Linked DNA regions of Mus musculus: region 2 is linked to region 1. The links are chromatin loops, found by intact Hi-C in ENCODE. Cell type or tissue: heart. All regions are shown on one strand. Links, peaks and the distances in the headings refer to the core of each region. The heading gives the core; the rest is flanking DNA. Region 1 holds the start of Cdkn1a (cyclin-dependent kinase inhibitor 1A (P21)). Region 2 holds the start of Kctd20 (potassium channel tetramerisation domain containing 20).

Evidence for each region. A loop is a pair of places that touch in the nucleus more often than their neighbours do. Peaks named below come from ENCODE experiments on the same cell type or tissue, not always from the same donor. Only the 100,000 strongest peaks of a DNase experiment are listed, where the experiment ranks them.
Region 2: it touches region 1 in a loop (9-fold over the local background); 1 of 42 quality-filtered maps calls a loop at or near these places.

Annotation. Positions count from the first base shown.
Region 1 is chr17:29,087,705-29,099,141 of GRCm38, reverse strand. Cdkn1a (cyclin-dependent kinase inhibitor 1A (P21)) reads right to left here and starts at 5,373. Exons shown (of 3, transcript NM_007669.5): 1 at 5,281-5,373; 2 at 305-745. The coding sequence starts at 734. In heart, for the core only: a CTCF peak has its summit at 4,170; DNase peaks (open chromatin) are centred at 3,611, 4,411 and 5,491; H3K4me3 peaks cover 3,101 bases; H3K27ac peaks cover 2,685 bases; H3K27me3 peaks cover 1,365 bases.
Region 2 is chr17:28,947,116-28,958,552 of GRCm38, reverse strand. Kctd20 (potassium channel tetramerisation domain containing 20) reads right to left here and starts at 6,117. Exons shown (of 8, transcript NM_001356300.1): 1 at 5,984-6,117; 2 at 496-674. The coding sequence starts at 655. In heart, for the core only: a CTCF peak has its summit at 6,303; DNase peaks (open chromatin) are centred at 4,982, 5,042 and 6,132; H3K4me3 peaks cover 2,863 bases; H3K27ac peaks cover 3,168 bases.

The DNA of each region.
Region 1 (11,437 bases), core at 908-8,907:
GAATCAGGCCCTCAGCAAGAGTAAGTGCCCTCATCTGCTGAGCCATCTCTTCAGCCCGGCTCCCTTCTTAGAGCTCTACTGCCAATCACCACACTATCCTGGGCATTTCGGTCACTGCAGAGAAAAATGCCTGGATCATATGAACATCAACTGTTCCTCTGAGCCCCACGAGGTCCCACGCCTATGGAATGGCTTGGTGGTGGGGAAGGGCTGGAATGTTCTCTGTAAAGGCCATCCTCAAATGGTGGCCTCTCCTCTCCAGGCCTCTTGCAGGATCTTTCTCCTTCTCTGCTCCTGTCCTTACCTGTCAGGCTGGTCTGCCTCCGTTTTCGGCCCTGAGATGTTCCGGGCCCACCCGGGGAATCTTCAGGCCGCTCAGACACCAGAGTGCAAGACAGCGACAAGGCCACGTGGTCCTCCGGAGCTGGCCCCTGCAGCAGGGCAGAGGAAGTACTGGGCCTCTTGTCCCCTCCCAGGTCGTCACGGCTGCGGGACCCAGGGCTCAGGTAGACCTTGGGCAGCCCTAGGCTCCGAACGCGCTCCCAGACGAAGTTGCCCTCCAGCGGCGTCTCCGTGACGAAGTCAAAGTTCCACCGTTCTCGGGCCTCCTGGAGACAGCCCGCCATGAGCGCATCGCAATCACGGCGCAACTGCTCACTGTCCACGGGACCGAAGAGACAACGGCACACTTTGCTCCTGTGCGGAACAGGTCGGACATCACCAGGATTGGACATGGTGCCTGTGGCTGAAACACAAGAAGGACCCGGGTCACTATGGAAACTACCCCATCACAGTCTTCAGGCTCCCTCTGGTCCTTGCAGGTGCTTTTCCACCACACCATGAGACTAAGGTGGGTGTTGAGTTCAGCCAGCCCTGCACCCCAAGGTCACGGGTGATGTCCACAGAAGTAGGAGTCACCGTCCTGTTTACCCCAGGAATTCTATTAGCCAAAATCAATGTGCTAACGTGTTCTTCATGGGTGTGAACATCCCAAATACGTGTGAATTGCTAGGTCCAGTGGTCTCCCTACCCTGCTGTCTTGGTGATTAACTCCATCAGGCCAATCAAAAGTACCCTGGACAGCCGGGCGTGGTGGCACACGCCTTTAATCCCAGCACTCGGGAGGCAGAGGCAGGCGGATTTCTGAGTTCGAGGCCAGCCTGGTCTACAAAGTGAGTTCCAGGACAGCCAGGGCTATACAGAGACATCCTGTCTCAAAAAAAAAAAAAAAAAAAAAAAAAAAAAAAAAAAAAAGTGCCCTGGACTTTGGGATACTACACATAAACTGTATAGCATTAGTGCTGCTACTTGGCACCAGTTTTAAAAAGTGACTCCATGTCTCCAGCCTCTGTTTCTTAGCCAGTGTGGTTGTGGCAGCATACTCGCGAGGCTGGCATGGTGGCTGGGAGAGAGGCGCGAGAATGCCGGAGCTAGACTGCCCAGATCAGAATCAAGGCTTTGCTGGGTGACCCCGAATAAGTACCCTAACATCTCTGGGCTCCCTATTTGAGAATGAACTAAGTTAACATAGGCAATCCTGAGAAACAGAAGCCATGAGCGTGCCTCTCTGCCCCTAATTCTGACAGAGCCTCCTCCCTGCCCCTCCCTCCCTCCCACTGTCACTGACAGGTGCTCCAGGCTGGAGGCCTTTCCAAAGGACGCTGGCAGGCAGTAGCCTGGGAGGAGGCAGCAGCCTGGGAGGAGGCAGTAGCCTGGGAGGAGGCAGCAGCCTGGGGGGAGGCAGTAGCCTGGGGGGAGGCAGCAGCCTGGGGGGAGGCAGTAGCCTGGGGGAGAGGAGAGTCTGAAGGGGTGGAGCGGGGTTAAGGCTCTCTCCCAGGCTGAGCCACATCCTGCCAGGCAGATCAGGTAATCTGGAGTCTAGACACCTCCCAGCCCCAGACGTGCCTATAGCCTGTGCCCAAGGAACCCGTTTTACAGGCACTGAAAAAAAAAAAAAAGTTAAAGGTGTTGGTTTACCTGGCTCCTCTCCAGGAAAGAGGGATACCTGAGTGGCCCATCCTGACTCCAAGACTAGGGGATGCAGCTTCTAAGGAGGGCCTTTGAGCTTGCAAGGTGAGCCCCAGTGGCTTCCTGAGGCAAGACCCCCTGGGCTCTTACCACATACACTACCACACACATACACACGCCCAGCTCCTTAAGACCTCAGGGTGAGTTTGCCCACAGCTGGAAGAGAGAAGGGGGTACCCAGACTATGATTCAAGGTAGGAAGCCAGAAGAGATGAAGCGTCTGGGGCCCCGATGGTAAAGCCTGGGCCTTGTGCTAAGCAAGGAGCTCTCTATAAAACTGGGTGTGGCGGCACACACCTGTAATCGCTGGAGGCAGAGGTAGGGAAAGAAGTTCAGGGTCTACCTTGGCTACTACATAGGGAACGTGGCCAGCATTGTGGCTTCCATAAATAAGTAAAACAGCCAATTCCCAAAACACAGCACTCGGGAGGCAGAGGCAAAATGTCTGTGAGTTGAAGGCCATCCTGGTGTGCATAGTGAGAGCCTGGCTAAACACCAACCAACCGAAACACAGGTCTAACAAGGATTCCCACTGCCCGCAAAAGGATTCTCAAGGTGCAGACCTCAGAGGCCTAAAGGACCTCAGATGGCCTCTGCCTACAGGTAGAGCTTGGGGCCTATTCACATCCTTTAGTACAACTCAGTCATCCTCCTGCCTCTGCCTCTAGTGTGCTGGGATTGCAGTTGTAAGCCACCAAAAGCTATCGTTAATAGATGGCAATATCACATTCTTTTACGGCAGAGCTAATCCAGGTTCAGAATGTGTGTCCAAAGGCACAGGGCTCACAAGCGGGGTTTGAATTCAGACCCTTTTGGTCTAGTATTGATCATTCTCTCGTCTTCTCACCTTGAGGGGCATGACCAGAGGACTCCATTAAAATCAGCTGGAAAAGCTTTTTTATTAAATATAGACTGAGCTCCATGTTATGGGGAGAGTCTTTAATCCCAGCACTCCACCAGAGGCACGTGATCCTTATGAGTTCCAGGCCACTGGGCCAGCCTGTCTATATAGTACTGGTAGCTGGGGCCATTTTGTAAGCTTGTCTCTCTGTCTCTGTCTCTCTTTCACACACACACAGAGACAGAGAGAGAGATCTATATAGATATAGAAATATAGATTGGCTCATTTCCCCAGACAAACTGAGCCGAAAAACAAGTTTGGTGCCCTTCCCCAGACGGTAGCTCACAGGGGCCAGAGGAAGGAAGGGAAGACACCAATGGACTCGGCTAAGGCTGGATAGTCCCCAGTTTTTCATAGCTGAAGATAAGACCAGGAACCCAAGAGGGGCACGATCTCCACCTTGTCTCTCAAGGGCCACGCCTCCCTAATAGTCCGCTAGCACACCCTGCTAAAATCACTTGTATCTGGCCATCAGGCATATTTTAATTCCCTTTAAGCCGCGGTGGGGGTGGCAGAAGCCCGTGGTGCCACCCGCGCCTAGCCGGCCTTGCAGTCCTCACTGATGCCGGTAGGGGGCGCTGTGCACTCAGGAAATGGCGCTCGGTAGGCGGCGCGTAGGCCGAGCAAGGAGTGGTGAGTCAGTTTCCTGCCCGGCGCTGCCCGCCCGCCAAAACTGCTTGGGCACCGGAGCTGCGCGTCACCCTGGGGTGGAGAGAGGAGAGGAAAGGAGGGGGACCCCGGGCCACAAAACACGTCACGATGAGCCCAGGCTTCCTAAATTCCCGCCTATGTTGGGAAACCAGACTGAGCGCGCGCGCGCGCACGCATACACACACACACACACACGCACGTACACAGACACACACACACACACACATACGCACGCACGCACACACGCACGCACGGACACTCGAGAGCAAAGAAAGTGCTCTTAGCTCTGGCCCCCTCCACCTTGATCTCCACGCCCAAAGCACGCGATGAGTCAGATCCCTGGAAAATAAAAATAGATGAGGGCGAGGACAACAAAAAACCGCCTGAGTGTCCTCTCTGAAACGCGACGTAGGGGACAGAGGAAGCTGCCAGCGCGCCCCCAAATGCCAAACCCAAGCCCAAAGTATTTCCCGCACGACCAGGGTGCAAGTGTAGCCCTTGTCCCCGGAGGTTCCGAGTGGAATGGATGTGCCCTAGTGGGCGCACTCAGCCTGGTCACCTTCCTACACTGGGTGTGGACTGGGTCGAGGGCCCCAGCCCCGGGGCGTCTGATGTACGGCACCCGTAAGCCTCACTCCGCGAGGATACCGGCCGCTCTACAGTGCGGGCTCCTCTCGCGCCCCACGGTCACTGGTCCGGGTCGTGGTGGGCGCGGTGGGTGGGACCCTTTGCGCTTCCCGGGCTGGCAGGGTGGACAGGACCCGCCCAGACTCCCTGTCCCCGAGGGCGCGCCGCCGAGCGGGGACCGGACACCGCGTCCTGGACCTCCCCGTGTCCCGGGTTCCCTGGGAACATACTGTGCCCGCCAAATAGGTCACTGTGCCGCGCGGGGGAGGGGACGGGGCAGGAACGAGGCTGTACCCGGGCAGGGAAAGGGGCTTCTGGGCTGCCACTGACCCATCCCCAGTTGTGGCGCGATTCTGGTCTCAATCCAGTGCCCGGGGTCTCCTTGTCACAATGAGTCACCTCCTCGCCTGTCCTCTAGGACGTGCCCAGGCACGATCCCGAGGGCGGAGGACACAGCTCGCGCTGACCTCAGAGCCCAGTGGGGTGGTGGCTACCGCGAAACAGGGCACTTGGTTCACAAGGACCGGGGATCCGGCGGCACCCATGGGATCGGAGAACCGCTCTGCGCTAAGCTCTAGATAGACTCGCCGAAGCTTGTCACAACCGCCACCCAGGACCCATCTCGGGGCACCGTGAGCTTCATTCTCACGCTTTGGGCGAGCCGCACCTGGAATCCCTAGAAACATTGGCAACCAGAAGCGAGCTCCCGGTAGCCGATCCCCGCCAGCCATCGCTCGGACCCGGTCTCCAAGGACTGGAAGAGTGGCTGCCATCCGTGGTCCTGGAGTTCAGACTCTGTATGCCGAGTCCGCGACATAGCCTGACCCTCGTCACACTCCAACAAACGAAGCCTTCAGCCACCACGGACGCTCAGACCCACACCCGTCATCCACCTGCCGCGGACACACCTGTGACTCTGGCGGGCACGCACAAATACACATATACACACACAGGTGATCCACTCATCACCACACACACACACACACACACACACACACACTTCTGGGGACACCCACTGGGCTCAGCGCATTGCTACGGGGAAGAACTATTGTTCCCTGCCACGAAGCTCTCACCTCTGAATGTCTGGATATCGCTGTGGATCTGCGCCTGACTCCAATTCCCCTAGACTCTGACACCGCGGCGGCTCACACCTCTCGGCTGCTGCAGTTGGCGTCGAGCTGCCTCCTTATAGCGTCGGCCCAGGCCCCGCCCCCTCAGAGGCAGGACCAACCCACTCCTTCACCGATCCCGGGGACTCGCTGGCCCGCCCTCCCCTCTGGGAATCTAAGCCCGCGCCAGACAGCTAGAACCGGCGCGCGTTAAGAGGGCGCGCCCTCCCCTCCCCCACACCTGGGCTATTCTCTTGTCACGCAGCGCACCAGCAGAGCCACATACATCTATGAACAACAGTACAGTTAGAGCTGAGTGAGTGTTTATGGGTCTGTCCCTGACCAACTGTGGGAAGGACTAACTCTTTTCCAGATCACTGATATTAGTAAATAAAATCCTGGGTTTCGGGAGGTGGGTCTGTTGGTACAGTGTTTGCCTAACTTGCTGGAAGTGAAGCCCTGGGTTGGAGCTCCAGGGCCCCATAAACTGGGCATGCGGGGTCACGTCTGTAATAACAGCGCCCAGTGGGGGGTGAGGAGGGGGAAATAGGCATTCAAGGTCGTTTTGACAGCTACCTATTCCGATGGAGACCAACTTGAAATATGTGACACTGTTTCAAATATAAATAAATTGATCATTTGAGTATGATAGCAAAAGCCTGGAATCCTATACTTGGGAGATTGAGGCACGAGGGGCGTTACAGGTTCAAGACCAGCCTGGGCTATCCATTGAGACCCTCTCAAAAACAAAACAAGCCCATAAATAATAAAAAATAGTTTAAAATCCCAAGAAGTCCCACTATGTCTGGAGATTTTTTTCCCCCTCCTCCCAGAAGCCCCTCGGACATCGGGTCCAGAACGCGATCATTTCCTCCCTGTCTCACAGACGAGGAAAGCAGTTCCACAGAAGGAAAGGATGCTGTCAACCGCCTCAGAAATCGGGGAGATTGAGTCCAGTTCTCAGACCACGGACTACCAAGAAAAACAGCCGCCAGGCTCCTTACCTCCCCTCTCCCCTCTTCAGAAGCCAGCATGTGAACATTTCTCACACCATAATACATCCTGCAAGTGAGAGCATCAAGACCTGACTGGGACCACACTAATGGCTACCTGCTGACCTCTGGCAAGCTGCCCAGAGTACTCTGCTTGCAGATTTCTTTCTCTGGGTCCAAAATGAGGGAAATGTCTAATACTCCCCCTCCCAAGATCCAGACAGTCCACTAAAATGACATTGATAAAGGACAATTCTAGAAACATCTACGGATGTTCCTGACAGACATAGCAGTAAGACATTCTCCGTTCCCACCTTCCTCCATGTCTCTAGTCAGTTTTATTTCCTTCTGTTTGGGGTCTTTTGAGACGAGGCCTCGCTATGTAGCCCAGGGTGGCCCTCATATTCAAGGCAATCTTCCTGCCTTAACTTCCTTGCTTAGAGTTAAGACTACAGGTCTGAGCCATCACACCCAGCAGAAGGGGGTTTTCTTCAGTCTTGTTACACGATCCAGCCTGGTCACATGGGCTACATAGCAAGACCACCATCTCAGCTAAGCATAGAGGTACATGCCTGAAATCACGGTACTTGGGAGGCAGGGGGGATTTGGAGCTCAAGGCTAGCCTGAGCTATCTGAGATCACCATGCATCCAAAAAGGGATGTAGCTCCGTTAATATAGCGCTTGCCTAACATGTATGAAGCCAGGAGTTGGATCCCTAGTAAGGCATCATCTAGATGATAGCGGCATACATCTGTAATCCCGGCACTCAGGAGACAGAAACAGGAGGACCAATAATTCATCAAGGTTACATGACATCCTGCCTCTAAAACAAAAACAAATTCCTCTCTCTCTCAAAACAAACACAAACAAAAATTTTAAATAAAGCAGAGACTGGAGTCTTAGTTTGAACGGATATCTTTAGTTAAAAGATCAAAATCCTGCTTTGGAGAAGCTGTGAGTTCTGACATCTGCTCTCCGATGTCTAGAGATCGCTGCCCAGACATGCCCAGTCTTCCTCCTCGGATTTAGCTGACCTAGACAGGCCTCCTCTTCTGTGATGGGGGGTGGAAGTCTGGGAAGGGCTTGGCCACCTTCCCAACCCCCCTCAAAAGCCTCATCCTGTTCAGAAACACAGTTGAAGGACCCCCTTCAGACCCCCAAACCAGGACAGACATAATGGCCACTCCCACAATGCCCCAGCTCCTGAACGGTCCAGTCCCTGCATCCAAGTCGTCCATCCCAGGGCTGGGCTGTCAGGGGCCAGCACAGGATGTCAAAACTGCCCAAATCCCCTTGGCCTCCAGGCTTCTCAGATAGAAGTGACATTGTCTGTCTGTTTACTTTGGGAGAAAACAGCTTGAATAAAGGCTTATACTGAACTGCTGAGTGCTGTGACCTCCTGTGCCTTTACCCTACTGGTGTTGGAGAGATTTATTTTAAACAACTTCTGGCTTCCCAGAGCACCACAAAAGTACTCAACAAATATTTATTAAGTCTGGGACTACTCAGTCTTTCTAACAAACATTCTTGGCCTTGCACTTGAATGTATAGTCAGGCACACCATTGCACGTGAATGTATACTCAGAAACATGGTTGGAGGAGCCCTCCAGACCCCAAAATGACAAAGTGACAAAATGACTACATACAGTACCTGACACATACACACCCCAGGCACACACACACAGATGCACAAAAGCATCCTTCACCTGATACATGTCACAAGATACATACCACCTTTTATTCTGCTGGCAAAGTGGGACGTCCTTAATTATCTGGGGTCTCTGTCTCCATTCATGCTCCTCCTCACCCCACAGCTGGTAGTTGGGTATCATCAGGTCTCCACCACCCTGCACTGAAGCAGCCCCACCTCTTCAATTCCAGGGCTGAACATGTCAAGACATGTTCCTGAAGGCCAGAAAGCTAGTCCCCACCCAGGACTGAACAGACCCAGGCCTGCTGAGCTCCGATTTTGCTGCTGGTCTCCGAGAGGCAACAGCCAGGGATGGGAGGACTGATGCAGCCTTGCAAGGTATCCTCTGGGGCTGATAGAAAGGAAATCCAAGGGACCAAGGGAGATATAAGGAAGACTCCATGTTAGCTGTTGCTGCTACCCAGGAAGGAAGAGGAAGTGTGGACGCCAAAATCACCACTTCCCAGAAAAGGACAGGGGAGTACCAAAGAGGGACTGTCAGATTTCAGAAGAAGTCACCTCCACACAAACTCCCAAGAAATTCGACCACAAAACAAAGAGAGAATAGAAAATGGTCTAAGCACGAGGGTCAGGATAGAGCTTTTCATATCCCTGAGAAATCAGAACTGACATTTCTAAAACTTCTCCAGTCTCAGCTCCATCATTAGAAATGTATTCCTTTGAGGCTCAGCTGGTAAAGTTGTTTGCCTTGCAAGTATAGAACCCAAGTTGAAATCCCATCACCCACAGGAAAGAGCCAGGCTTGGCTGCATGCTCTTGTAATACACACACACACACATACACACACACACCACACTCACATACACCACACACACACATACATATATACAGACTTACACAAACATGCACACACATTCACACATGCATGCACACACCACACACATAGGCCCACACACACATATAGACTCACACAAACACACACACACACACACACACACACACACACACACACGCACGCACGCACAGGCACACATGAGGCACTGGAAGCAGGAGACTAGAAGGGACTTCCTGGCCAGTGCACCTAACCTGGTCAGTGAGCTCCAGGCTCTAGCAGACCCTCAAAAACACAAGGTGGTAGCCAGACCAGCTGACGAGATAGTTCAGTGAATGCCACATTTAGGGTTTCTGTTGCTATGAGAAAACAGTGACCAAAAGTGTCTTAGAAAGGAAAAGGTTAATTTCACCTTCCACTTTCAGGTCACAAACCAGCACTGAGGAAAGCCAGGGCAGGAACCTGGAAGGCAGGGACTTTAGAGGAACATTGGTTACTGGCTTGCTTTTCATGGGTCCCTCAGCTCCTTTTTTTCTTATAGGACTCAGGTTCACTTGCTTCGGGGTGATAGATAGTGAGCCAGGTCCTAACCATTAACCAAGGGAAGGACCCACAGACAGACGTGCCTTCAGGCCAAGCCCATGGTAGCCATTCCTCAACTGAGGCTCCCTTGTCCCAGGTGGCTCAAGTTTGGATTGACAGGAAAATAAAACAAAATAGCCAGGCGAGGTGGCACAAGCCTTTAATCCCAGCACTTGGGAGGCAGAGGCAGGCGGATTTCTGAGTTCAAGGCCAGCCTGGTCTACAAAGTGAGTTCCAGGACAGCCAGAGCTACACAGAGGAACCCTGTCTCCAAAAACCAAAAAAATAAAACAAACATCACAAGGTTACTTCTCCATTGTCTATCACAAATAAATTCTGGGACACTCTGCTCCACACACAGGGTCTCTCAGGGGTCCAGGCTGACAGCAGCTCTACCATAGTGTAGTGACACCATCGGTCTGTGAATTCTTGCTTTTGCCCTAACTGTAGAGAAGGCTGGTTTCATGGGTTGGAGTCAATCATGTAATCTTGTCTAACCTCCACTGAGAGGGAGGGGGGAACTGTAAGTGAGCCCTGGAGAAGGGGAAGGCCCTTGCTGTCTAGGTCGTGTGTGATTCAGTGATCGATTGATTCATTGAAGATTGATTGATTGATTTTTGTTTTTTTTTTTTCAACACATGTTTTCTCTGGCTGTCCTAGAACTCACTCTGTAGACCAGGCTGGCCTTGAATTCAGAGAGATTCTCCTGCCTCTGCCTCCTGAGTGCTGGGATTAAAGGCATGTACTAGCACGGCCCAGCCAATGGTTGCTTTAAATAGTTTTACATAAGATCCAAGAGTTCAGTGTATAACAGGAAAGACAGACGGGTATAGTCTACTTTCCATTCTGGACAGTAAAAGGTTATGGTATTGTTTCTGTAAACAAACGAAGGAAACAATGGATGTGTGAATAAGTAAGCAAGAGTGTACAGGGCCTTGAGCAGCCCATAAACATCCATGAGCTTCAGGCCTCAAAGGTACAAAGATGAGTACACATGGATTTCTCCCTCAGGGCTTGCTCCCAGGGTACCACAGCAGGACAGTGGCTCCCAGCCACAGGCTTGCTTTCTAGGAAATGAAGGAGGCCTCACCTCAGAAGGGCATGCAGGGTGGTTTGAGAAAAAATGGGCCCCAGTGGCTTATATGCTTGAATATTTTTTTTAAAGATTTATTTATTTATTATATGTAAGTACACTGTAGCTGTCTTCAGACATTCCAGAAGAGGGTGTCAGATCTTGTTACAGATGGTTGTGAGCCACCATATGGTTGCTGGGATTTGAACTCCGGACCTTCAGAAGAGCAGTCGGGTGCTCTTACCCACTGAGCCATCTCTCCAGCCCATGCTTGAATATTTGGTCTCCAGTTGGGGGAACTGTTTGGGAAGGATTAGGGGGTTTGACCTTGTGGGAGGAGGTGTGTCACTGTGTGCCAGCTTTGAGGTTTCAGAAACCCACACTGGTCCCCATTTGCTCTCTGTCTGTCTCAAGGTTGTGACTCGCATAGGTGAGCTCTCAGCTACTTCTCCATGGCCTTGTCTGCTGCTTTGCTGCCACAGTTCCCTCCATGATGGTCATGGACTCTAGCCTTCTGAAACTGTAAGCCCCAGTAAACTTTTCTTCTATAAGTAGCCTTGGACATGGTGTCTTACTGCAGCGACAGAAAAGTAACGAAGGCAAGCATGCAGGGTGGGTAGTGAAGGGTCTTGTACGACAGGCAGGGAGCATATTAGAGGAGGAAAGAGTTGGTCAGGAAGCATGGGTTCAGGAAGAGGAAATGACTTGTGGACAGGTAGATGATGTATATGTGTGTGTGTGTGTGTGTGTGTGTGTGTGTGTATTTATTTATTTATATGTGTGTATACATATGTATATATGTGTGTATATGTGTATATGTATATATGAGTATGTGTATGTATGTGTATATGAATGTGTGTGTATATATGTGTATATGCATGTGTACATGTAATGTGTATATATGTGTATATGTATATATGTTGTGTCTATGTGTGTATATGTATGTGTATATATGTGTATATGTATGTATGATGTGTCTATGTATATACTT
Region 2 (11,437 bases), core at 1,347-9,346, 140 kb after region 1:
AGTGAGGCATGCTACATGCCTGTCATCGTAGTGCCCAGGAGGCAGAGGCAGAGGCTGCTGAGCTCAAGAGCCTGATCTATAGTGCATTCAGGCCAGCTAGCCATACTCAAGACTCCATGTAAGGGCCTGCCCAACAACTTCTCAGGAGCTGCCTTTCCATTAGCACCTGGCTCCAGCAGCCCTCTGAGGAAGGGCGACTAGGAACCGTTCTGTCCACTTCCCATCCATAAACAGAACTCTCATACAGTGGGGGTCTCATCACAATATAGATGGTAAGGACCCGAGCACAGTCAATCTGTCTCCTGGCTCCGAACGTGTAGCCGTTTGTCTTACACCCTCACACCAGGTGGATAAGCCAGGCTGACTTCAGGTTTTCTAATGGTGGTCAGCAAGATACACCGACAGGTATGCTAAGCCAATTAACTGAATATATGCTCAGGTAAAGTCTGCATCCCTCCTGGGTACACCATGTCTGGGTGAGAATGCCCCCGGTACCTTCACTCCTGGCAGCTAGGGGATAAGTGACACTATGCAGACCAGAGGACACCAAGCTGCTGCCTTCTTTCTCTTGAGTGGCAGCTAAGGCCTCATCTCCTAGGCAGCTGAGCTCTGGCTGCAATGACCAGTCGCCATCACTGCCCTGGTGAACATTCATTCTTAGTCAGAAAGGAAGCCTGGAAAACAAGGAATGTGTATGATTTAGATGTCAGGAAACAGGCTCCCAAGGACCTCCATGGTTTACAGTGGTTGGTAAAAGCCATCTGGAACTGGTGGATCTAGGCGGGTTTTTTACAAACTACTGCGAATCAGTGCACTTGTTATAGGGAACATTCTTTTGTTTTGTTTTGAGGTAAGGACTCTCTTCGTGGTCCTGGATGTCCTCAAACTCACAGAGATCTGCCTCCCGAGTATAGACCTTAAAAGCACATGCCAGCATGCCAGGTTATGTATTATGAATTCTACATATTAAATGGCAGAACATAATTTGGTGTCATCCATGCCACAAATCAAGAAGTAGGGAGAGTTCAATAGTCAAAAGTCTATTTATTTTTAAAAGGCATATACATGTCTACAATTATTAAGCATCAAAAAACATCATAACCATAAAGTCATACTAAAGTGAGTAGTGGTTAACACAGATGCTCAGAACTGTTGGAGATACTAAGAATAAAAGCAACAGCAAGCACACAGCTGTAGAGAGGACACCTATGACAACCTCTGCCCTAAGGCTTAGGGAACATCTCAGAAGGGGTGGAGAGAATGTAAGACTGGAAGGTGACCATCTCTGAAACAGAGTCCTCAGCCAGACACGACTGTTGTCTACATCAACAGCTATACCAAGCCAGTTAAAACGTACAGCATGGAGTGGGGAGCCGGCCACAGGCAGTATGCCCATGCTCCAGTGATGATCCCATACGTGCCATGTACCATGGGCAACTCTGTTTAGGCTCAGAAGCATAAAGCTGGGAGGGTGAGGTGTTGGAGCAGAGCTAGGGGGAGTTACAGGAAAAGAATGGGAGTGAATCTGATCAAGATACATTGTAAACATGAATGAATTTTTGAAAGACTATATAAAAATAATAACAAAAAGAAGCTGTAGAGATGCACAGTTGAGAGTGCATCCCACTCTTACAGAGGACCCAAATTTGCTTTGCACATTGACTGGCTGGCTCTTCTGTGACTATCTCTGATGCCCTCTTCTGGCACCCACAGGTTCCTGCACTTATGTATACACACACACACACACACACACACACACACACGCACGCACACACCAGCAAGTATACTTAATTTAAATAAGTTAATAAATCAAGCAAACATTGACTTGCACTGTTTAGTAAGTTCTTTTTACCTTCTCTTTTCCACCTTCTAATTCTTACACCCGCCCCTAAATGCCACCATAAAACCACAGTGGCTATATAGCTTACCATATTACCTTTCCCCACTAGCATCCTACAATTCCTTTGAGGTACACATACACACACACACACACACACACACACACACGGTAGTCCTCTAGACTGATGAGGAAAACCAAAGCAAGCCTGACTCCTATGCTTTCCTCTCAGAAAACAGACACTTTAGACACAATTGCCCAGAAGCCAGCCTCACGGCCTGGGAGACGTCTGCTTGTTGAGGGAAGGATCCTGTAAAATAGTGTAAGACCCTGTCCTATAGCCTGTGTTTCCAGTGGGGAGCCTGAAGAAAGAATTCCAACAGGAATGGTAGGCTCTCTGGTAAGGAGAGGCAGTTATCACCCTAGGTTTTTAGGTACAAAGGCACCATCAGGGCAAGCGAGTACACACGGCTGTGTTCTGATGAGCTTGCCTATAGACATGGATGTAAGTAAACAGTACAGAAGAGCTCAACAACTCCATCCACACAGCTGACCCAAGACTGCACAACAGCATTTTCAAGGGTTCTCGGATACCTGGTTAGAGCTGAATTTGAGCATGCGCACCACCACCTCCTACCTTTAAGTGCACAGACTCTAGAGCCCTGCTCTCCAGGACAGTGTAACAGAAAGTGGCTATAAAATAATTAACCTGGGTGGTTTTTTCTTTTTGGGTTTTGTGGGGTTTTTTTTAAGGAAATCACAACAGGATGTAGGAAATATTTTCAGCTGAATGACAAAACATAACACAGGCAAGCTTGCATTAGGATAAACCACAGAACAGAGAACAATCTATAGCTTTCCCATTCGAAAAGAACCAAGAAAGACAACAAATACCCTTCTCAATGCTAAAGACTATATAAGAAAAGAAATAAGGGTAGAAACTGAAGAAAAAGAAAACGATCCAGTGCGGTCCCACACCAGAACCCCAGCACTTCCGAGCAGAAGGATCTCAAATCCCAGGCAAGCCTTGAACACAGTGAGGTCCTGTCTCAAAAAGAGAAAACAAAACCAGACCAGGTGGGGCGGAGGGGGCTGGACGAGTGCTTACTTAACAGGAACAGCCCAAAGCCCAGCCCCAACCCCCGGCACCACAGACAACAAAATTCAGAGCTGAGAAATCCAGGGGGCTCAGCAGGTAAAGGCCCAAGCTAACAACCTGAGCCTGATACCAGAACCCACGGAGGAAATAACCTGCAAGCTGTCCTCTGACCTCCGCATGCAGACTGTGACGAGAGTGTGCATGTGCCACCCCCCACAAAAGAAATGTAATAAACAACTTCATTTAAAAAAAAAAATCAGAGCCGGTTGTAGTGGCACACGCCTTTAATCCCAGCACTTGGGAGGCAGAGGCAGGTGGATTTCTGAGTTTGAGGCCAGCCTGGTCTACAGAGTGAGTTCCAGGACAGCCAGGGCTATACAGAGAAACCCTGTCTCAAAAAACCAAAAAAAAAAAAAACAATACTGAAACAAGAAGTTAGCTTTTAAAAACAGATGAAGAAAATCTAAATGCTCTCTGAAACTAATCAAGAAAAAAAGTGTTAACGGTTACACAACTTGTGGCTCAGATGGTTCTGTTGCCTAAGAGCACTGGCTGCTCTTGCAGAGGACCCAGGTTCTGTTCCCAGCACCCACATGGCAGCTCAGAGGTCTGCAACTCCTGTTCCAAGGGACGGGATGACCTCCTCTCAAGAGAAGAGCATACATATGATAAAGGCATAGAATACCACAACTCCCCAAAACCAACCAACCAGCTAGGATCCTAATAAACCTGGTCACCACGAGAGTAGCTCAAGTTACTCAAGACAGCGGCGTCAAAGGTTCTGGACACTGCTCATACAGGTAACTTCTACAACCCAACCGTTAGTATTAATCTTTTCTAAAGTGAATCTCTTACAGCCAGTGCGCTTCTAACCTCTCAGGTTTTTGTAAGCCAGCCATCTGCCCGCTCTTACTTCTCCTTCCCCGACCCGTTCAAGCTTCTGATTTATCTCAGCACTCTCATCACCGTGGTTTACAGTTAGAACGCACAGTTCCTTCAACTTCCATGAGACACTGGCACTATGGTCATATCAGAGTCTCTCTGTTTTCTCTGCCTTGTTATTTCTCCGCTCTGCACCACCTTCTTGCGGAAGCATTTAAAAGGTAATAGAGCAGGAAGGGCAGCAGGCTAGACCAGGAATCCTCCTCCTACCATCTCAGACTCTTGTGTTTGGATGTGGGGAAGAGGGGAAAAGAGTATGGCGTACACTAAGGGACAAACCTAGTACCTCCCACACATGCAGAGCAGGCGCCCTGCCACTGAGTTACATCCCCAGCCTACCTCCCAGTCACTACCTGAAAGATGAGAGGACTGAGCTAGGTAAACTTACAACGTGCTCCCTTATCCTCTAAGCTTCTCATTTCAAGGACTCCGACTTTCCCATCTTAAATCATTTAACATCATCCAAACAGTTCCCTCAGTTTCTCACTCCAATTAGCCATGGAGGTGTGGGGAGACCCCATGTGTGGCAGGTGGGAAACACAAAACAAGTCAGGAAACTCAGCATTACAGAAAGGCACACTGTTTTTGTACGTCATCTACAACAACAACAAAACCATCAATAAGTAGCCAGACATCCAAAGCCACCAAAGCCAAGAAAAACGCCAAACCCTCATGGCTACCTTTAATATCCCTGTGGAGTCTCAAGAGACATCAAGATGTAGAAAACACCTTTGGCAGATGTGGAGGTCATCCAACCCTCATTTCTGCCAGACAGCAAGGGAATTCTGAGCCACGCTTGGGATACTGTCTCTAACATGCCTTACTTCAGTTGTACTGTGTAAGCTAGGCATCATTCAGATATTCTGTAGCTAGTGAATTGATACCCACAACTAAAAGCCCATAAATACTACTGATGCTGGCACATCCCAGGGAATCAGAGACCCCCCAGGCTCCGGGCACTCCCTGGCTGATACCATGAGAAGGAAAGCAGAGAGCTGAGGTGGGAGCCAAGACCTAATGACATGCTCAAGCTCCCACGATCCTACCAACAGGCTCCTGAGAGAAACAAGGTGGGTTAGCCTGATCCACGCCATCTTTCTCCCACCCAGGCAATAACAGGATATGGATAAAAAGCCATTTCCTGCTCTCATGTAAGGGCTCCAGAAAGCACTATCCTTTCTCACACAGCCTTCCGAATCAGGGCTTCTTGACTCCCGACTGATTACGGACAGGAGAGGAGTAAGTCAACAGAAAGAAAAGGACATGAGACAGTATTTACAGTCCTCAGGCCAAGCTAATCTTGGTTTCCTAAGGTCCGGTTCCTGGCTTACCAAGGCGGCCCAAGCGGGGTGGTTGCCTGCCAGCACTAGTAGACTCAGGGGTCCACCCTAGATTTCTAGAATTAATTTCTGGGAGCCGTGCTAGCGACCTGCAAAACGCGTTTGAGAACTGCTACTTTAAGATTTTGTTTTTGTTCCTCTGGAGTGGGGTTGACGTTCTAATTCAAGGTTCGTCACAACTAATATTATTCCAACATTCTGTTTGGGAGATCATTTAAAAAGAAATCTCAAATTTCTAGGTAAACAATTGTCTATCAGCAAACAGACACCGTGAAAGAGCTTGGTTGGTCAGAGTTCCTGGCCTGTCTGTTAGTTCGTTTGCTGAATTCTCACTTAAAAGATTAGATTTACTTCTAAATAGTAAATCAGCCCAATCCAGGAATGTTCAGAAAGAATGACAAATTCCCACAAAGGGGAGGAGGTGTCCTCATGGCGCAAGCCTGACGACACTGTCTGCTATAAAAAGTTCTTATATGCAAGAAAAAAATCTCCCAGTTCTGCACTAAGCATGGGATGACAACAGAGGGGCGACAGGACCGACAGAAGATTCCAGAGGTTCTGGGAAAGCGCGACCAACCTTCCCCAGCCTGGGCTACCGGTGGCCCTGCGTGGTTGGTCGGCAGCCTCGCCCGGCTTCTCCTTTCTCCCCAGGCCGGGGAGGAGCCCGCACGGGGCCTCTCAGGCCGCAGCGTCGCGCCCGCCGCCATCATCAGCCCGCGCCATCACCTGCCCGCTCGCCCGCCCACCCTGTCACTCGGCACTCACCGGCCGCTTGCTGCCGCGCTCTCCGACACCGAGCCCCGAAGCCACCTCCAAGCTCCGGCCACCGCGCGCCCCCGCCCTGGCCGCGGATCCCCGGTTGAGTCACCCGGCCCTTCAAAACAAGAGCCCCGCCCACCGCGGGGCATGCCGGGAAGGCCGCGCGGCTCGCCCCGCCCCCGCCGCGGACTCCGCCATAGGCCGGGGCCTCGCCTGCCTGCCCGGCCGGCCGGGAACTGGGGCTCTTCGCCAGGGCGGCCCAGTAACGCGCGCCGCCGCCGCTTGCGCTCCATCACCCAAGGGGCTCAGACAGGAAAGCGAGCTGCAGGCTCGAAGGTGAAAGAGGCTGGGTCGCCCCGGAACGCGTGATGCTCACGGAAAGATGAGCCTATCGCCTTTGTGTGGCGGATGGATATGAACTGCAGCCCAAAGACAGAAAAACATCAACAACAACAAAACAAGATAAAAGAGAAAACAAAAACTTCCCCCCAACTCTTGAGTTTCACGGAACAATCTGCGATAGCAAACAAGATTCTACAGGTTTCATGTTACCTGGAAGCAAACTATTAGAAAGCTGGTTGCCTTGCTTCCTGTGAACCGCACAAGGGAACCTGAGAGGAGGAACCTGGCTCCATCTCTCAGGGTCACGGGGACTTGTGGCTTTTGTACTTAAGAAAGTTATCAGACCAGTTGATTACACCATCACAATGATTGCACAGACTTCTAGTTTTGGGTGTTTCGTTCTATTGGGGGTTTGCTTGTTTTAACCTTTATTTCCCTTCTCCCTCCTCCCTGGCTCTCCACTCTTAATACATGGGGTGTTCTTTGTTTTTTGAGACAGTCTCCTTTATCCCAGTATGGCCTTGCACCTCTGATCCGACCTTCACCATGTGAGTGATGGATAGGGTTACAGACAAGCCCTACCGTAGCCGAATTATGAAGGGCTCTGGTGTAACCCAGGGCTTCATGCACCCTAGGCCATTATTCTACCAGTTGAGCTACGTCTCCAGGTCCGAGTTCATTTTATTGAGATGTGACGCCGCAGCCCATGTTGAATTTGCTGTGTAGCCAAGGATGGCTTTGGACTCCTCATCCTCCTGTCCCTGTCTCCCAAGTGCTGACATTATTCTACTTTAAAACTGCTGCTGAGCACTAAATAAACTAATAAAACCACGCAAAAAAATATAGGGAATACCTGTGTGCACAGCATTAATCCTAGCACTTGGGAGGTAGAGGCAGGAGGATCAGGAAATCGAGGTCCCCCTTATTTGGCTTATGTTGCTTCTGGGGGGGGGAGGGGAGGAGGGGGACGGGTCTACCTTGCCCAGTTTCCCCCATACCACCTGTCACTAAGGGAAGTCAGGGAATCCAGTCAGGAAACTGGGTCTACAAAGTGAATTCCAGAACAGCCAGGGCTACACAGAGGAAACCATGTCTCAAAACAAACCAAATACGACCACCAACACAGTAATGTCACAAAAAAGCCAACACAGTAATGAGATCATGTGCTGGCATCTCTGGGCCTTGGAACTACAGAGAACATACCCACTGATTAAAATTTCATTCCAAAAGTTTCCTCTTCTAATCCTGTGCCCCTGTGCAGTCTCCATACCCACGGTGGAACTACTGCCTTTCTTGTTCTGAATACAGGACAATCAACTTCCTCTTTCTTTCATTTCCAAGCTCCCCTCACCCATCCTGAGCCAACACTTAATACTTGTTATCCATCGCCCAGAGGGGATCCAAGATAGCACATACTTAACTAATAGTGAAGAGTAAAAGGGTTGTCTTTTGATTAAATATCATTAAATCAGACATGACACCGATTTTGGATGAATATCAATTATAGGAGGCATATGAGAAATGTGTATTAATGTCGACTTTTGTCACTTTAATTTAACTGTATCCTCAGTCAGGCTGAGTTCTGAGTTCCAGGCCTGCCTGGTCTACAGAGTGAGTTCCAGGACAGCCAGGGCTACACAGAGAAACCCGGTCTTGAAAAACAAAGAAACAAATTTAAGTGTATCCTCAAATATCTGAACTAGGTTCATCATCTGAGACTGTAACCCTTCCTAAAGACAGATTGGCAGGCCTGGAACTTTCATTGTTCATAATGGCTAATTTGAAAAGTAGCACAAGTCCATTCAATTAATGGGGTTAGTACATTTCCTAAAATATTGCACCTGCTGCTGGTAAATACTATAGAACACTGAGATTTCTTCATGATGTTTTACAGCCCTTAAAACTTCTCACCAACCAAGGACGGAAGGTTTAATCATGCAGATTTACACATAAGGAAAACAAGACATAAATAAGTAGTGTTCAAGGCTATTACACTACTGGGCAGTGTTTATAGGATGCACAGGCAGGTCACCTGACCCCAGCTCAATACCCTTGCTTCCTGGGGAACTCCTCTACAATCCTAATAAGTAGAGACTTCTCTTGTTAGTTAGAGAGAAAGAGAGAGTCTCACTCTATAACTTGGCTGGCTTGGAACTTAACTTTGTAGCTTATGCTGGATTCATACCTGTGGCAATCCTCCTGCCTCAAGCCCCTGATTACTAAATTTACACACGTTCACCACTATGCTCAGCCGGTAAAGTGCACACTGCTCAATCATGGGAACCTGGGTTTGGATCTGTACAGAGCCAGGTGCGTCGATCAGCATATGCTGTGCCCTAGCTCTAGAGATGAGAAGACCCCTGGGGCTTGCTGGCCACATAGTCTGGTTAGGTTACTTAAAGAGAGAAATAAATGCAATAAGAAGAAAACCAAGGGCTGGTGAGATGGCTCAGTGGGTAAGAGCACACGACTGCTCTTCCGAAGGTCCAGAGTTCAAATCCCAGCAACCACATGGTGGCTCACAACCATCCGTAACAAGATCTGACTCCCTCTTCTGGTGTGTCTGAAGACAGCTACAGTGTACTTACATATAATAATAAATAAATCTTTAAAAAAAAAAAGAAAAAAGAAAACCAAGTTGCCAGGTTGGTGGTGGCACACACTTTTAATACAAGCATGCAGGAGGCAGAGGTAGGCAGATTTCTGTGAGTTCAAGGTTAGCCTGGTCTACACAGAGAAAATCTGTCTTGAGAAAGAGAAAGAAAAGAAACGTTAAGGCCGGTGAGATGCCTTGGCTGAAGACACTTGCTACAAAGCCATGTATCTAGGGTTCAGTCCTTGGGACCCTCATGATGGAAAGAGAAATCCAGTTTTAGACTTGCTCTCTGACCTCCTACAATGAACACACACAGAGTAAATAAATGTAAATTTAAAAATTGAAAGAGGGGGCCGGAGAGATGGCTCAGCGGTTAAGAGCACTGACTGCTCTTCCAGAGGTCCTGAGTTCAATTCCCAGCAACCACATGGTGGCTCACAGCCATCTGTAATGGGATCTGATGCCCTCTTCTGGTGTGTCTAAAGACAGCTACAGTGTACTCACATACATAAAATAAATAAATCTTCAAAAAAAGAAAAAGAAAAACACTCATTCAAAAGATACTACATAGTGCATACACATTTTTAAAATCTAATACTTTATTCATTATTATCCATGTGGGTGGGTTGTGTTTTAAGGCAGGGATATGGTGTGCCACGGCTTGGATATGAATGTCAGATGACAGCTTGCAGAAGTTGATTCATTCTCTCCTTCCACCATGGGTTCCAAGGATCAAATATCATCAGCCTTGCTCAGCAAGCACCCGACACTCTGCAGCATTCGGCTGGCCCCGTTCCCAGTGATGTTATTCTATTTGGATATTCTGTCCTTTCAGAAAAGTGGGTGGGGATTTAGGTGTGTTTGGCAGGCAAGATAGAATAACAAAGTATAATAAGATCAGTCTCACCTGTAATCCCAGCATGAAACAGGCTAAGGCAGGAATTAAAACAGGTTCAGGACCAGCCTAGGCTACAGGATGAAATTCTGTTTCAAAAGATAAATGAAGCCAGCAGTGGTGATGTGCAATGGTAATCCCAGAACTCAGGAGACAGAGGCATGTGGATCTCTGAGTTCAATGGCTAGCTCAGTCTATATGGCAAATGCCAGGAGAGTATTGACTACACAGTGAGACCCTGTCAAGAGAGAGTGAGAGCAAGGGAGAGAGCTGGAGAGATAGTTGAGCAATCATGAGCTGACTGCTCTTACAGAGGACCGAGGTAGAAATCCACAGATGGTCCCTTGGAGCATCCAGAATCAAGCTAAAATCTGCAAGCCAGAGTCCTGTAGGGAGTAGAAGGGGGAAGCCAGAAAAATGGGAACAAGATGGTAATGCGGGCTGCCTGCAGGAACAGAAGCCTCTCTCTCTCCTTACCCTGGTTGCTAGTTCACAGACACACTGGAGTCCCAGGCCATGTGTGTGTCACCTACAATGGTTCATGTCTGTGAATACACAGCTCTTATTCTCTCTCTCTCAAAAAATTCTTTTAGATTTATTTATCTTATATATAATATACACTATTGCTATTTCAGACACACCAGAAAAGGACAACCGATTCCATTACAGATGGTTGTGAGTCACCATGTGGTTGCTGGGAATTGAATTCATGATCTCTGGAAGAGCCGTCAGTGCTCTTAACCAATGAGCCACCTCTCCAGCCCCAGTTCTTATTCTCAAACCCAATATTAGATACTGGGAAGGGTTTTGTTTCCTTATTATGAATCTTTCTATTTTAAGTCGATTGTAGCTTTATATGCTCTTTAAAAGACTTATTTATTTATTTATTTATTTAAAAAATTCCTTTTCTTTTTTATTTTATGTGTATGGGTGTTTGCCTACATATATGTCTATGTGCTAGGTACCTGCAGTGCCTTCAGAGGCCAGAAGAGGGCATCAGATGCCCTGAAACTGGAGTTAAGGCCAATCGTGAACCACCACGTGGGTGCTGGGAACTGAACTAGGGTCCTCTGGAAGAGCAGCACGGTGCTTTTAACCGCTGAGCCATCTCTCCAGCCCCTGCTTTATATGAGCTTCAATAGGCTTCACTCAAAGAGAAAAATTATCAAGCCTTCAAATATATATGTCAAACTAGGATTAGAAGCAGTGGACTTCACTCTCAGCCGTTCAAAACCACAGCAGGAGGCTGGAAAGTGAGTTTGAGGCCAACTTGGATACTCAAAACCCTGTCAAAAATACCTAAGTCTCAACCTTGGCACAACAACTTGAGCAGTCTCCAAAAAAAGAAGCTCGATATGAACCCAGTGAGGTTGTCGCAGAGTCTTAGCAGCCAGCTGTGTCCCTTGGCAGTTAAACATCCTTGAAGATGGAGAGTTAACTCACGAAAAGAAACCCTGATTTCCCAATAGCGTCCTCACTTGCACAAAATTCTGCAGAAAGCCACACAGGGCCAGTGCTGTTCTCTGCCACAGACCCACGGAAAGGAACCAGGAAGTGCCATTCCGCGGCTCTCACTCGCCTTGGCCTTCACTGAGCCCTTGTCCCACCGCTCACCCTGCGGTGGCTG